2 separate regions of the Homo sapiens genome follow, and region 1 is linked to region 2. Evidence: read pairs that join two places in POLR2A ChIA-PET (ENCODE). Cell type or tissue: PC-9. All regions are shown on one strand. Links, peaks and the distances in the headings refer to the core of each region. The heading gives the core; the rest is flanking DNA.

The links. ChIA-PET counts read pairs that join two places held together with the same protein. Peaks named below come from ENCODE experiments on the same cell type or tissue, not always from the same donor. Only the 100,000 strongest peaks of a DNase experiment are listed, where the experiment ranks them.
Region 1: POLR2A ChIA-PET joins it to region 2 with 7 read pairs; 3 of 35 experiments call an interaction of 5 or more read pairs at or near these places.

What each region holds. Positions count from the first base shown.
Region 1 is chr2:207,661,977-207,669,976 of GRCh38, reverse strand. LINC01857 (long intergenic non-protein coding RNA 1857) reads right to left here and starts at 7,593. Exons shown (of 4, transcript NR_135566.1): 1 at 7,455-7,593; 2 at 2,413-2,478. In PC-9, for the core only: no CTCF peak of the experiment used is centred there; no DNase peak of the experiment used is centred there.
Region 2 is chr2:207,551,953-207,560,913 of GRCh38, reverse strand. CREB1 (cAMP responsive element binding protein 1) reads right to left here. Exons shown (of 8, transcript NM_004379.5): 2 at 5,165-5,286; 3 at 542-688. The coding sequence starts at 5,278. Among named protein-coding and RNA genes, the nearest start is that of CREB1, 26 kb to the right of the region's middle. In PC-9, for the core only: no CTCF peak of the experiment used is centred there; a DNase peak (open chromatin) is centred at 3,833; H3K27ac peaks cover 1,076 bases.

The DNA.
Region 1 (8,000 bases), core at 1-8,000, 110 kb before region 2:
TATAGTATTTGCACACCCGTGTTCACAGCGGCGTTATTCACAATAGCCAAGATGTGGAAACAACCTAAATGCCCATCGATAGATGAATGGATAAAGAAAATGTGTTATGTACATACCAAGAAATATTATTCAGCCTTAAAAAGGAAAGATATATAGTATTTGCACACCCATGTTCACCCCGGCATTATTCACAATAGCCAAGATGTGGAAACAATCTAAATGCCCATCGATAGATGAATCGATAAAGAAAATGTGTTATGGGCCGGCGTGGTGGCTCAGGCCTGTAATCCCAGCCGAGGTTGGTGGATCACGAGGTCAGGAGTTGGAGACCATCCTGGCTAACACGGTGAAACTCCGTCTCTACTAAAAATACAAAAAAATAGCCGGGCATGGTGGCGAGCGCCTGTAGTCCCAGCTACTTGGGAGGCTGAGGCAGGAGAATGGCAAGAACCCAGGAGGCGGAGCTTGCAGTGAGCCGAGATCACGCCACTGCACTCCAGCCTGGGCGACACAGCAAGACTCCATCTCAAAAAAAAAAAGAAAAAAGAAAATGTGTTATGTACGTACCATGAAATATTATTCAGCCTTAAAAAGGAAGGAAATGCTGACACATGCTACAACATAGATGAGCCTTGAGGACATTATGCTATGTGACATAAGCCACAAAAGACAAATACTGTATGATTTCACTTATATGAGGCATCTAAAGTAGTCAAACTCATAGAAACAAAAAGTAGAATGGTGGTTGCCAGCACCTGATGAGAAGGGGAAGTGGGGAGTTGTTTAATGGGTGTAGATGGCCGGGCGCAGTGGCTTATGCCTGTAATCTCAGCACTTTGGGAGGCCGAGGCGGGTAGATCACGAGGTCAGGTGTTTGAGACCAGCCTGGCCAATATGGTGAAACCCCATCTCTACTAAAAATACAAAAATTAGCCGGGCATGGTGGTGAGCGCCTTACTCTCAGCTACTTGGGAGGTTGAGGCAGGAGAATCGCTTGAACCCAGGAGGTGGAGGTTGCAGTGAGCCAAGATCATGCCACTGCACTCCAGCCTGGGCAACAGAGCAAGACTCTGTCTCAAAAAAAAAAAAAAAAAAAGGTGTAGGGATTCAGCTTTGCAAGATGAAAAGCTTCTGGAAATCTGTTGCATCACAATGTAAATTTACTTAACACTACTAAACTGTACACTTAAAAATGATTAAGATGGCAAATTTTACGTTGTGCGTTTTTTTGTTGTTGCTGTTGTTTGTTCTACCACAATTAAAAAAAATACCCATTCTTAGGATCCAAGTAATTTCTTTTTTTTTTTCTTGAGATGCAGTCTTGCTCTGTTGCCTAGGATGGAGTACAGTGGCACGATCTTGGCTCACTGCAACCTCTACCTCTTGGGTTCAAGGGATTCTCCTGCCTCAGCCTCCCAAGTAGCTGGGACTACAGGCATGTGCCACCAGGCCTGGCTAATTTTTGTATTTTCAGTACAGACAGGTTTCACCGTGTTGGACAGGCTGGTCTCGAACGCCTGACCTCATGATGTGCCCGCCTCAGCCTCCCAAAGTGCTGGGATTACAGGCATGAGCCGCCGTGCCTGGCTGATCCAAGCAATTTCAATTTAATGTCTCTAAGGGAGCAGGGAGCAAATTCCCTTTGTTCTCTGCCTGGGTATTTCTGGATCTTTTTTAAAGCTTCCCAGATAATTTTTTATATACAGCCAAGGTGAAAGTAATTGAAGTCTGCATTTCCTTTAAGAAACTTACCTAAGGCCGGGCGCGGTGGCTTATGCCTATAATCCCAGCAGTTTGGGAGGCCGAGGCGGGTGAATCACCTGAGGTCAGGAGTTTGAGACCAGCCTCAACATGGAGAAACCCCGTCTCTACTAAAAATACAAAATTAGCCGGGCATGATGGTGCATGCCTGTAATCCCAGCTCCTCAGGAGGCTGAGGCAGGAGAATTGCTTGAACCCAGGAGGCAGAGGTTGCGGTGAGCCGAGATCATGCCATTGCACCCCAGCCTGGGCAACAGAGTGAAACTCCGTCTCAAAAAAAAAAAAAAAGGAACTTACCTAAGGCCGGGCGCAGTGGCTCACGCCTGTAATCCCAACACTTTGGGAGGCTGTGCGGGCGGATCACCTGAGGCCAAGAGTTCGAGACCAACCTGGCCAACATGGTGAAAACCCTTCTCTACTAAAAATACAAAAATTAGCAAGCTGTAATGGTGCACTTCTGTAATCCCAGCTACTCAGGAGGCTGAGGCAGAAGAATCGCTTGAACCTGGGAGGCAGAGGTTGCAGTGGCCTGAGATAGTGCCATTGCACTCCAGCCTGGGCAACAAAGTGAGACTCCGTCTCCAAAAAAAAAAAAAAAAAAAAAATTCATACAGGCCCAGGCGTTGAGGGAAGCTCAGCTTCTTCACTCACTGTATGTGACAGCTGGGGCCTCACTTCTCAACTTGCAATGGACAAAGCGCAGTGGAGCTTCTTAACCTGGATGGCAGAAGAGAGAAGAGAGATGGATTTGCAGATGCATTCATGTGGAGACAGCTATCTTTAAACTTATATTGTGCCATTATAAATGAGAACAACAACAGCCTTCCGTGGGTTAGAATGGGGAAGTTGAATAATTTCAATAATTTAAAACAAAGCAGTAAGTCAAAGTCAAAGACTCCTAAAAGGATTTTAATTACTGCAAGAGTATAGAGTCCCTTCAAACAGGCTCCCTTTCTAAAAACACAGCAATCCTAGCTCTGGGGAATAAATGTAGTACTGACTGAAACCACAAATGATGACTGAGAGTGAAAAAAAGAGCTATGTAATTTAAATAAGCATTTTCTTTTAAAAGTATCTATTTTTTTAAAAGAAAGAAAAAATATTTCAAAATATGTTTGTTGGCCTATCCTCAATCTACAGACACATTCATAGACATTTCTCTCAAGGTTCTCCCCGAAGAAAGACACCATCTCCCAGACAAGAAGAAATTATATTTTGCAAGGTTTTGAATGAGAACACGCCTCCAAATCAAACATGTGTGTTGTCTTAATGATTAAAATAGTCTCTTGTTTTACAAAGGCAGATTTGATCTTTCTATCAAATAAAGCATGTTTTGATGATTAAAATGTTTGTAAACACAGCAGTAGTCAGAAAGAACACTTTCATTTGTTGAATCCATTTTTCCTCTATCTCTTCTTTCCTTTCTTCCTTGAGTTGCCCATAAGGGCCAGGCAGGTGGTGCAAAATAGCGGAAACTGTTAGATGCAAGAGTAGGGATGCTGGGGTGGTGATGAACTGGAGAGTGCGGGCTCCATCTGCAACGAGAAGCCACTGGTCAGCAAGAGCCAATGGGTGCCTTGCAGGAATGCTGGCCCAGTGCTAAGAGATTATCCTGTTACTCAAATAAGCCAGAATTCTTCATATTCATATGAAACCTCTCAGGTTCCAAATGGTTGCAATCCATTTAAACATTTGTTTAAACCAGGCAAGCCAACAGTGAGTGACCAGATTGCAGTCTTTGACTTAACCTGTTTAAGCTCAACTTTCTCATCTAGATCAAGGGGCTACAATACAGAAAATACTTTTTAAAAAATAATAAAAGCTGAACTCGTTGAGTCCTTACTTTGTGCTAGACAGTGTTTCAAATACTTCATAAATATTAATTCATGGCCGGGTGTGGTGGCTCACGCCTGTAATCCCAGCACTTTGGGAGGCTGAGATCGAGACCATCCTGGCTAATACAGTGAAACCCCGTCTCTACTAAAAATACAAAAAATTAGCCTGGCGTGGTGGTGGGTGCCTGTAGTCCCAGCTACTTGGGAGGCTGAGGCACGAGAATGACGTGAACCCGGGAGGCAGAGCTTGCAGTGAGTGTCTCTCTGCCTGGATATTTCTGTATCTTTTTTAAAGCTTTCCAGATAATTTTTTATATACACACAGACACACATACATAAAGGCTGGGCTCAGTGGCTCAGGCCTGTAATCTTAGCACTCTGGGAGGCCAAGGTGGGCAGATTGCTTGAGCTCAGGAGTTTGAGACCAGCCTGGGCAACATGGTGAGACATTGTCTCTATAAAAAATACACACACACACACACACACGCACGCACACAAATTAGCTGGGCATGGTGGTGCGTCCCAGCTACTCGGGAGGCTGGGCAACAGAGTAAGACCCTGTTTCAAAAAAAAAAGAATCTAGTTTTGCCCAAAGTGAGAATCTGCACAGCAAGCAACACCCTTCCCCTCCCCCTCTTCACACCCAAAACTTATCCCCTATGTCCCTCATTTTATTGAAATAAATAATTCCTGGCAGCAGTGCTCTGCAGGCCTAGGCTAGGCTCTGTGTGGGGAATCAAGGACGAATCAGACATAGAATTGCCCTGCAGTAGTTCGCTGTTGTCAGGAGAAAAAGACAAGAAATAACAGTAGCAAGAGAGAGAAAGGGGAAAGTGTCATAAGGAACACAGCTAAAGTGTTGCAGAAATTTAGAGAAGAGAGATTACTTCCAGCTGCACCCTTAATCACATACTGCCTCACATCTCTTGTATTATTGTCTTGTCTGGTTATTAATTCCTGTATCATTAAACAACAGCAAACCAGTCACACTGAATAATTAATGGTGTTGCTTCTTCCTCCACATCCAGATCATCAGCTCCTCCAAGTCAGGATTGGAGACTCTGATAGGCACATTTCAGAGGCTAATATCTATAGGCCCCCTCTTTTTTTTTTTTTTTTTTTTTTTTTTAGATGGAGTCTCGCTCTGTCACCCAGGCTGGAATGCAGTGGTGCAATCTCGACTCACTGCAACCTCCACCTCCTGGGTTCAAGCAATTCTCCTGGCTCAGTCTCCTGAGTAGCTGGAATTATAGGCATGCACCATCTTGCCTGACTAATTTTTGTATTTTTAGTAGAGATGGGGTTTCACCATATTGGCCAGGCTTGTCTTGAACTCCTGACCTCAAGTGATCCACCTACCTCAGCCTCCCACAGTGCTGGGATTATAGGTGTGAGCCCCAGCGCCCAGCCTATCTATAGCCTTAAGAATACCTGCTTCAGCAGAAGAGACCACCAATAAAATGTTATGGGAATAAAGCCTGTAACAATATAGTCCTTTATTAGCTTACTAATATTTCTTCAATGCATTCAACAAAATAGGAAATTCAAAGTGATAAATAGAAGACTGCTTTTCGGCTGGCTGCGGTGGCTCACACCTGTAATCCTAGCACTTTGGGAGGCCGAGGCGAGCGGATCACCTGAGATCGGGAGGTCGAGACCAGCCTGACCAACATGAAGAAACCCTGTCTCTACTAAAAATGCAAAATTAGCCGGGTGTGGTGGCGCATGCCTGTAATCCCAGCTACTGGGGAGGCTGAGACAGGAGAATTGCTTGAACCTGGGAGGCAGAGGTTGCAGTGAGCCGAGATCGTGCCATTGCACTCCAGCCTGGGCAACGAGAGCAAAACTCCATCTCAAAAAAAAAAAAAAAAAAAAAAGACTGTTTTTCCCTATAGTCACCTTTTTTTTAATTCTAGTGGGAGAAAATGTCTTCTTATTGGTGTTTCCTGGTTCCAGTGATGGATATCTCAGTTGGGTTTGTTCCCTCCTCTTGGCTACACAGAAATGTCAAATAAAGGTGACTAACTGTAATAGTAAATACACCTTGGGTGTTTAGACTGTTTTTATATAGTAATCTGAGACTCTTCTGAGAGCTTTTGTGTGTGCACCACCAGAGTATTGCCTTTTGGCATCATTTCCAAGTCTTTCCGAAAAACATGCTATGTTTCCTTTTTTCGTTTCTGATTTTTAAATGACAGATGGTTAGGAAAGGTCTTCTTTACTCTTATAATTATTTTCCCCAGTTTTTCTCCATTAAACAGCAATTACTCTCATGCATAATCTTCTTAAGTAGTTACTTTCTAGCTCCTGAAGAGCATAATCACCATGAATGTATTCATCTTATGCACTTCCTGGTTTTTCTCAGCGTGAAACTTCTACTGAATATAATTTGTACCACAGTAACTAACATGGACACTTAAACATGTTTGGTAGTTAACTTTTTATAAGCAGACCAAATTTTTAGATGAAACATTCATCTGTTTTACAAAGGGTCGTTTTCCTGGAATCTATCCAAAAGTACCTTCAAAGGGAAATTAGAAATATGACCACCGTATTTTAAATATTTTCCAAGGGAGTGGTGGAGTGAGAAAAATCTTTTTCCTCTGGCTTAAATTATCTCACATTATACCATGCTAAGCAGTTTACAAAACATGCAAATTATCTGCTTTGCAGAGAAGTAAAACCCCTTGTAAATTTATTTTTTCATGCTAGCAATATCAAAAACAATTTAACTTACACTATGCCAAACAAATCTTATTCTTATTAATTAATTAATTAATTAATTTGAGATGGAGTTTTGCTCTGTTGCCCAGGTTGGGGTGCAGTGGCATGATCTCGGCTCACTGCAACCTCCGCCTCCTGGGTTCAAGTGATTCTCCTCCCTCAGCCTCCCAAGTAGCTGGGATTACAGGCATTGTCACCATGCCTGGCTAGTTTTCATATTTTTAATAGAGACAGGGTTTCACCATGTTGGCCAGGCTGGTCTCAAACTTCTAACCTCAGGTGATCCACCTACCTCGGCCTCCCAAAGTGCTGGAATTACAGGTGTGAGCCACAGCACCTGGCCCCCCAAAAACTTGAGATTTAACAGTTAAACATATAAATCAAGTCATAACAAAGTAGTGAAAACAGAAACAAGCAGTTATGATATCTTCAGAAGAATTATAACTTATCTAAAAGCTTGGAAACAGTAAATGAAATATCAAAAGACAAAAACAAGAGATTTGATAATTTGTGAATTGTAATATTAAAGGCGATTTTGGCAGGCCATATTATTTTACCAGAAGCCACTCATGATGAATTTAGAAGAAATTTTATTCTTGGCATTTGGCATTCAGTGATGTCTACATTTTACAAATAATCTCAAAAGCGAATGAGACACAAAATTTTTTGCTTTTGTTGTTGAGTGTCAAAGTTTGAATTCTGTGGAAGGCATAGTATCCCTTAGTCTCTCAATAAAAAGTAGGCCGAGTGCAATGGCTCACACCTGCAATCCCGGCACACTGGGAGGCTGAGATGGATAGATCACCTGAGGTCAGGAGTTCAAGACCAGCCTGGCCAACATGGTGAAACCCCACCTCTACTAAAAATACAAAAATTAGCCGGGCATGGTGGTGCACATCTGTAATCTCAGATACTTGGGAGGCTGAGGCAGGAGAATCGCTTGAACCTGGGAGGTGGAGGTTGCAGTGAGCCAAGATCACCCCACTGTACTCTACCCTGGGTGACATAGTGAGACTCTGTCTCAAAAAAAAAGTATCCTATCTGACCCCCCATCTTAGTCTGTTTCTGCTGCTATAACAAAATACCACAGACTGAGCAATTTATTTTTAAAAACCCCAGAAATCTATTTCTTACAGTTCCGAAGGCTGGGAAGTCCAAGATGAAGGCACCAGCAGGTTTGTTGCCTGGTGAGGGCCCAGTGTTTGCTTTCATGAACACTGCATCCTCAGGAGGGAGGAACACTGTGACCTCACATGGCAGAGGGCAGAAAGGGAAAAGGGCTGAACACAGTTGGTTAAGATTTTTTGTAAGTCAGTCAAGCCTAATGCCACTCACGAGGGCTCCACTCTCATGACTTAATCACCTCTGGAAAGCCCCACTTCTTCTTTTTTTTTTTTTTTTTTTTTTGAGATGGAGTTTCACTCTTGTCACCCAGGCTGGAGTGCAGTGACACCATCTTGGCTCACTGCAACCTCTGCCTCCCAGGTTCAAGCGATTCTCCTGCCTCAGCCTCCCGAGTAGCCAGGACTACAGGTGCATGACACCATGCCCAGGTAATTTTTGTATTTTAGTAGAGATGGGGTTTCACCATGTTGGCCAGGATGGTCTCCATCTCCTGACCTTGTGATCTGCCGGCCTCGGCCTCCCAAAGTGCTGGGATTATCGGCATGAGCCACTCTG
Region 2 (8,961 bases), core at 511-8,510:
AGATAACATGCATAGTATAATTCCTGACCCTTAAGATGTAACCTCTGAATATATTATTTCAAAGTTACACACTGTAACTGAAAACCCTAAGCACAGCTGATTTTACAAATGCTTTATGTAATCTCTAAGGTCAAATAATATCTTAGGTAAGGTTATTAATTTTTGATCAAGGGTATATTTTTCTCCAATTGCAGATTTAGAAAATTAGTTACTATTTTTGCATCTCAATTTTCCTCGACTGAGGTACTTCAGTCCTACAGTTTCTCCCAAACACTTCCACTTTATCTCATGTACTTCATTATTTTCCCCAATCAATTCTTTTTCCTCTGCAGCTTAAGAAATTAGTCATTTTCTTTTATGTTTGTTCTTCTGTATATATGTTCCTATACATAAGGTGACTATACAGATGCAGCATATTCCTATACTGTGAATAAAATAAACTGAACTAGATGTGTCCTTATTTTCATAACTAGTGAAAGGAGAGAGATATGGCTATAAACAAAAGTTATTAAAATAGATGCAGAACTTTTTATACACATACCTGAACTGTTTGGACTTGTGGAGACTGAATAACTGATGGCTGGGCCGCCTGAATGACTCCATGGACTTGAACTGTCTGCCCATTGGGCAGCTGTACTAGAGTTACGGTGGGAGCAGATGATGTTGCATGAGCTGCTGGCATAGATACCTATGGTGTTGAACACAGAAAAGAATTATCATCCCAGACACTCTTTGGCAGTACTCATGTTCAATATGAAATAACTTTTTAGAAGCAAAAACGTGACCTTTTTGCTAGATATGTATTTCACTGATATGAAAGTAATGACTAAATTTAATATTCTTTAAGAAAAAACACTATAAAAAACACCAAAAACTATACCCCTATCCTTTTCAGCTCTTCCCAAGTGACAAAAAATTAAAAACTATTCCCATGTTATACCAAATATGTAATACAGACTCTCTGAACATGAGATATCACTTTATTTGTATGGCACTTTACATTTTCCCACCTGCTTTCATTTCCAATTTCTGATTTTGCTATTTGAAGAAACTGAAGACTGGGTGATAAGGATCTCCATTTTTAAAAACACAAATAACTGCTCAATGAGATTAAGTGTTCACCCAAGGTCAACAGATATACTATCCTTGAAGAAACATAAAATTCTAAAGAATATCATGTTAAATAAGTCACGTTCTAAAATCTAACTGCTCTCAAGCATAAGCAAACCTGACCTACTAAGTCTAGAACTAAGGCAGTTTTAATGAGTCAATACCCAGGTTAAAAGGGTCCTTAAATCATACATGTCTATCAGATGTTATTTATTGCTCCTATGCTTGAACACATTCAAGGATAGGAATTTTATTTGCTAAATCAGGAAACAGTTATTGGGGACCTATGTTCCAGGAATAATGTTAGAACTGAAACTACAAAAGTGAGAAAGATAGGGGTCTCTGACCTCAAATAAATTATTGGGGGTATGTATGCGAAGGAATGGGGAAAAGAGACACAATACAATTCAGTTTAGTAATGAGGTTTGCTAAAAGAAAAATGGACACACTGAGAATTACTCTACCCAACCTAAGAGAAGGGGAGGCTATCAGGGAAGAATGTGAATTTAAAACAAAAGAAAAAAGTTAGACTTGTTATTATTACTTACAGGGAAGAGTCACAGAATTTCAAGCACAGAGTGGAGTAGTGGCAAAAGCAAAGAGAAACAGCACACATGGCAGAGTGGGATAACCAGCAGCTCAGCACCAATGGTGCACATAAGTGTGTTACTGTATGATGTATGAAGTAGGGAGAGAGAAAACAACAGAGGCAGGTGGGGCTAGATGTGCTAGTCACAAAAAGCCTGTATTATGTCACCTCAGAGAAACTGCATTTTATCCTGAGGGTATTGCAGAAGCCACTGAAGGGCTTTTGAACTCCTGAATACCATGGTGATGTTTGCTTTTAGATAGATCACTTTAGGCCGGGCAATGTGGCTCACGCCTGTAATCCCAGCACTTTGGGAGGCCGAGGCGGGTGGATCATCTGAGGTCTAGAGTTCGAGACCAGCCTGGCCAACATGGTGAAACCCCATCTCTACTAAAAATACAAAAAATTAGCCAGGTATGGTGGCAGGTGCCTGTAATCCCAGCTACTTGGGAGGCTGAAGCAGAACTGCTTAAACCCAGGGGGCAGAGGTTGCAGTGAGCCGAGATCGCGCCATTGCACTCCAGCCTGGGCAATAAGAACAAAACTCCATCTCAAAAAAAAAAAAAAAAAATCACTTTAGTGGCAGTGTGAAAGATATATATTTCAGGGGGAAAACTGGTGGTGGGGAGACCAACGAAGAAAGCCCATGAAGTAGTTAAGGAAAGATGATGAAGGCCAAAAAGAGGGCAGTTAGTAGTAGTAGAGATGGGAACGAGGGAAGTGATTTTATGAAAATTTGGAAGCAGTCCAGAAAGGGCTTTATGAATAGTTAAAAGAGGTGAGAGAGGAACTGCAGATGACCCAATGTTTCATGTCTGAAAGAGAATTGGCAGACTGTCCTTAATTGAAAAAGAGAATGCAAGAAGTAAGGATAGGCTTTTGGGTGACTGGGGTTGTAATGGAAGATGATGAAACTACTCTGACATCTGAATTTGTAGAGATGTTTATTTTAGCAGGCAGCGAAATATGTGACTGTGAAGCCTGGGGGGAAGATCCCTATAAAGACAGTGTCTTTGGCATATAGGGTAAAACCAGAAGCTTCCATCTCTGGATAGTAATAAAGTCCTTACTTATTAATCACTTTCTCTCTGGCCACTATAAATCTTGCTTAGTTTTATTTGATTCTCAAAATGTGGTCCATGGAATAGCTTCATTAGAGTCACACAGGATACTCTGTAAAGTCAACTCTAACAGGAACCCAATCATACTTTCCCGTACACTGAAGTTTGAGAACCATAACCTTATTCAGAGTATCTCATCTCAATTCCATATAAATGCTCTTGTAATATTTGAAGCAATTACTATGTTCTCTTTCCTGAGTCTTCTCTAGGGAAAATATACCTAGCTAACTCAATGAATAATCCCTTTTCTACACTAATAATTTTATATAATGGCTCCTCTCATTATAAATTTATAAAATACAGATATAAAAAATAAAATAAAAACCCTTTATATTCCTATCACCCATAGCTAATCACTTTTAATATTTTTGTTGTACATCTTCTAGATGTTAAGGCACATGTACATTCAATTTTTATTTGTATTTATTTACTTTTTGAGATGGAGTCTCGCTCTGTCACCCAGGCTGGAGTGCAGTGGTGCGGTCTCGGGTTCATGACATTCTCCTGCCTCAGCCTCCCGAGTAGCTGGGACTACAGGAGCCCATAACCACACCCAGCTAATTTTTTTGTATTTTTAGTAGAGACGGGCTTCACTGTGTTAGCCAGGATGGTCTCAATCTCCTAACCTCGTGATCCGCCTGCCTCGGCCTCCCAAAGTGTGGGGATTATAGGTGTGAGCCATCACACCCGGCCCATACATTCAATTTTTATAACATGCTATCTTTACTCAGCCAACCTTTCTTTCTCATAAAACCACTGAAAAACATGCTTTACCATATCAAAAACACAAACTGTGAGAAAATGGAAGTAGGGAGAAAGGAATTCCCAGGATGACACAATACAGCCTACTCTGGGGACAACCAGACTGGACAAAATAGTGTGACTCCAGAGATAAGATGTGTTAAGGGCTATCATCATAAAGAAGCCTGCTGGCATTGCATCTTCTTTTTTTTTTTGAGAGGGAATCTTGTTCTGTCACCCCGGCTGGAATGCAGTGGCGCAATCTCAGTTCACTGCAACCTCTGCCTCCCGGACTTAAGCAATTCTCCTCCCTCAGCCTTCTAAGGTCGCTGGATTTACAGGTGTGTGCTACCACGCCTGGTTAATTTTTGTATTTTTAGTAGAGATGGGGTTTCACCATGTTGGCCAGGCTCGTCTTGAACTCCTGACCTCAAGTGATTCGCTCGCCTCAGCCTCCTAAAGTGTTTGGATTATAGGCGTGAGCCACAGCGCCCGGCCTAGCATTGTGTCTTCCTCTTTCTAAAGGGCAAAATATACAGATGAGCCCAGATTCTTATCTGTTGACCCTATATTGATGGAAGTCCTGGCTCTCTCCCCTTCAATCCTGCAGCCTGCCTCGTATGAGTACATTAGATGTATTTGGCTTTGTCTTATTCCTGAAGGCTGGAGGTAAACCCTGGTGGTCTTAGGAGAAAACACAGAACAGCTCACTCCTTCTGACTATATTCTTGCTGGAAATCCAGTATCTGGCTCACACTACCTCAGCCAGACACCCAAGTGTGGTGAGTCCTCTATTTCCCATGATTCATTCTTGCTAGGTGACTTCTCTAGGAACTTTTAAACTCTTGGAGAAACTGAAGCTACATATATCAGAGCTTCTGCTAGGATTATATTCTCCTGGGAACCTTCATCTGAAAGAGACGGTATCACACTATTACCTAGCAGGTCTGTATCTGCTATTTGTTTTTTAAGTTAACCACCTTTCTCATTCCTATCTATGTAAACAGCTGTTAATAAAATAGTTGAGGAGAATGCATGCAAACAAAAACATAAGAATGAGAGAAAATATTCTTAAAGATAGGATGTTAAAGAGAAAGATGAAATGAAAGAATCAGAAATTATATTTAAAATATACAGGAAACAAAAACTGCTATCATCCTTAAAATTTCCTTACATGTCAATTTATTTGCTTATCCTAATTTTTAGTTTAGTTATATAAACTTAGGCTTTCATATTATCTGCATTCCCACTGTTAAAAAATAAATCTGTGTCATATTAAAAAAATAAAAAAAGCAGTTGTCATACATAGCCAAGGTTTTCTTCCCTTATCTGAGAGCACCATTTACCCATAAGTTTAAAATGTAATTATTTCTGGATCATTTCACTAAAAATACTGTATTATTGTTTAATAATACATTTTACTGTTATTGAATTAATACTATCATTTCTAAATATACTCTAATACTAAGTAAATAGGAATTTTGATATTGTAAGAGTATCTCTGCTCATTCTATGTATATCTATGTAATAACAACTAAATTCTCTTGGAAACGTATTCCTCTAGGAAGAGACACAAACTGGAATCTCTCCATGTATTTTATACCTGGGCTAATGTGGCAATCTGTGGCTGGGCTTGAACTGTCATTTGTTGGTTTTCAGCTTCTGTTACAGCTGCATCTCCACTCTGCTGGTTCTCGGCTCCAGATTCCATGGTCATTTAGTTACCTATAATAATATGGAAGAGTGTTACAAGCACCACAGTGCTTTGTGCTTTCGTGACTTTAAAGGCAAATTTCAAGTTATAAATAGGTATATATGTGGTGGTTAGGTTACCAAATGAACTCAGAAATCTAGCTAAAATATAATGTAGCTGAATTACCATCAAACTTATTCAAATTTGCTGAGCTATAAAAGTTCTAGTCCCTTCAAAGAAGAAAAAAACATTTCTTCTCCCTTGGCTGTTTCTTCCCAATGGGATATTACCTTGTCTAGAAATAAAAGATTCTTCTCTTACATAAATCTCCCCTACTAACAAGGAGAGGTGCAGTGGTAGCAAAATTATAATTTTTCAAAACTATACTAATCAGGTACAGAGAGATGGCAGAAGAGTGGAAGTGAGCTAATGATGACAGAGTTTATTAGATATTGGCTTCATAATACCTCCTATAAGGGTATTTCCCCCCATAAGAAGGAAGAAACAGCAATTGTAAGCTACTTCTAAAAGTGATTACTAGTGGTAGGACAAAATCAGCCCGTTTCAAGCCCAAAATTTTTTAGAGATGAGGTCTTGCTCTGTTGCCCAGACTGGAGTGCAGTAGCATGTTCTCACAGTTCATCTCAATCTCAACCTCAAACTCCTGGGCTCAAGTGATCCTCCCGCCTCAGCCTCTGGAGTAGCTGAGAATACACGTGCATTGCACCATACCAGGTAATTTCAAGAGCCCAAGTTGTGGAATTTCAAGGTAGAAAGGTGGAATAAATGGCCACAGAGCCAAATTAGAGGTGCCAAACACTGAAAAAGCATTCTGATACCTCACCCCATGTATAGCATGCAACACTATACTGTACACATACATCCACACACAGAGAAATCTTTTATTTATATATTTTAATTGTAAAATTCTGGGTAAGACAAAAATTGATCTTACATTTGGACTCTGCTTTGCTAAGCACTTAGTATATTTGTAGGGTAATGTAACACTGGATGGCAGCAAAAGTGGAGTGGAGAGCAATTCCTACCAGCAGTAGCTACTGTAAATCAAGGTTAGAGAAATCTCTGGTAACTGGGGAAGCAATCCTGTCTAAAGGATTCAGGAAAATAGGCAATGTTTCTAGTGCCTATTATAATTCAGTGCCTCACATATTATGTGTCAAAACAAATTTGTTAATAGTGAGGGACTACCTTTAGTGATTCCACAAACAACACAAAAAGCCCATGACTTTTCCAGAATATATTTCATTTATTTTATAACTCTGAAATTGGTCATCAAAACTGTCACTGATCCTTGTGATCATTACACTCCATCACAATGTATTACATACTAATACATCTTGCTATCACTCATAAGGTTCTATAAAAAGAAAGTGTTTTACAAGTGACAGTTCAAAAAATGGAAATGAAAATAACTCTGTAGAAATGAATATAGTTTGGAAATACCAAAATCCACAAAACACAGATGACAAGGAAAAAGATCAACAGACTTGACTACATTATTTAAAATATTCATAAAGCCACAAGTGCACTGACCATATAATCGATAGTAATATCCAGAGATGTAGCTCAACAGTATTCACTGTAAAATTTTTTAAATCATAGCAAAAAAACCCCTGAAAACAATTATCCATCATTAAGAGAACCATTACAAAATTGTAACCATGAAAAAAAATTAATATATTGACACATTGTAAAATAGAGCCCCATTTATTTTTTTAAAAAAGTAAAACAAATTGTTGTAAAGGTTTATGCATGCAAAAGGTGTGCAAGATTAAACACTAAACTATAAGCAGTAGCTCTGAACAGAGAAACAGAATTTTGTAGAACTGTACAGAATGACTTTCACCTTTAACTCTTCACATATTTCAGTATTTTAATATTGACTTAAGTATCTTTCTTCCCATGAGAATGGATTCAGGATTACTTGGATAATTAAAACAAATTTTAATATCAGAAGACATATATAACACTTTAATAAGCCAAAACTATACTTTAATCATGATTTTGAGATGCATACAAAGTTTTTTAAACACCAGATACTTTTTTATATGAAATTACCATTTTTGTTTACATTTTGCCTATTCACCCTGTATTTCTAAATTATAAGAAAACTTAAAAATTATCAAATAACTCTGGTTATTATCAAATAATCAAATTATCAAATAATAACTGATTAATTCACTGAGTTATATTTTGCAAACTGTGGTCTTTTAAACTCAAAATAAGAAAGACATCAAATGTAACAAACAACAACAACAAAAGTTTACCTGGGCCCGGCGCGATGGCTCACGCCTGTAATCCCAGCACTTTAGGAGGCCAAAGCGGGTGGATCGCCTGAGGTCAGGAGTTCAAGACCAGCCTGGTCAACATGGTGAAACCTCATCTCTACTAAAAACATAAAAACTAGCCGGGTGTGGCAGTGGGCACCTGTAATCCCAGATACTCGGGAGGCTGAGGCAGGAGAATTGCTTGAACCCAGGAGACAGAAGTTGCAGTGAGCCAACATGGTGCCACTGCACTCCAGCCTCGGTGTCAGAGTGACACTCCATCTCAAAAAAAAAAAAAAAAAAAAAAAAGTCTACCTGTAAGTTATCCGTAATTTTCATCTTGAAGAAAATGGCATATAAAAACAAAAAACTAGTTTCAATAACAATAAAATAAAATAAACAAATGAATACACTCAATGACAGTAATGAGTCAAAGTATTAAGAGCAGACATTCACAGCCGGGCGCGGTGGCTCATGCCTGTAATCCCAGCACTTGGGGAGGCCGAGGCGGGTGGATCACCTGAGATCAGGAGTTCGAGATCAGCTTGGCCAACACGGTGAAACCCGGTCTCTACTAAAAATACAAAAAATTAGCTGGGCGTGGTGGCAGGTGCCTGTAATCCCAGCTACTTGGGATATTTGGGAGGCTGAGGCAGGAGAATTGCTTGAACCCGGGAGGCGGAGGTTGTAGTAAGCCGAGATCGCGCCACTGCACTGCAGCCTGGGTGACAGAGCAAGACTGTCTTACCAAAAAAAAAAAAAAAAGACATTCACAATTTTTTCTTCATTTTCTCCCCCTGTAAACCATCATTTTATCTAGAATAAAGATAAATACAAATGTATCATACCTCCTTTGTAGACAGGGTATACACAACCATTTTTGAAAGACTTTATTCCAAGCCACATTTTTAAAGCTATGCTGTCATCTGGTATGCGTAGTTTTACCCTACCATTTGATTAAACACAATCTAATGCACAGATTGACCATTTCTTTCATTTTTATTTACAACACATTGAGACTACTTAATCTTTTTTGACATTTAAGGTATAGAACACCATTACAACTTTTTGTTTTAGAAAATATTACTCCATTACAATAAAGGAACAAAGCCATTAGTGAATCCAAGTAAATTTTAGTTACAAAGACATACTCAAAATGTTTTTCATCCTCTTCCCTCCACAACTCGATATTTCTTTTTAAAACAAAGTGTGTATAGGAGCCCCATTTAAACAACTGGTGTTTTATTATCATTTCATTCAAGCAGCCTACCAATCCTTTTTAGGGTAGAGGATAGCCTTCTTAATTTTTTTTTTTTTTTTTTTTTTTTTGAGACGGAGTTTCGCTCTTGTTGCCCAGGCTGGAGTGCAATGGCTCGATCTCGGCTCACTGCAACCTCCGCCTCCCAGGTTCAAGCAATC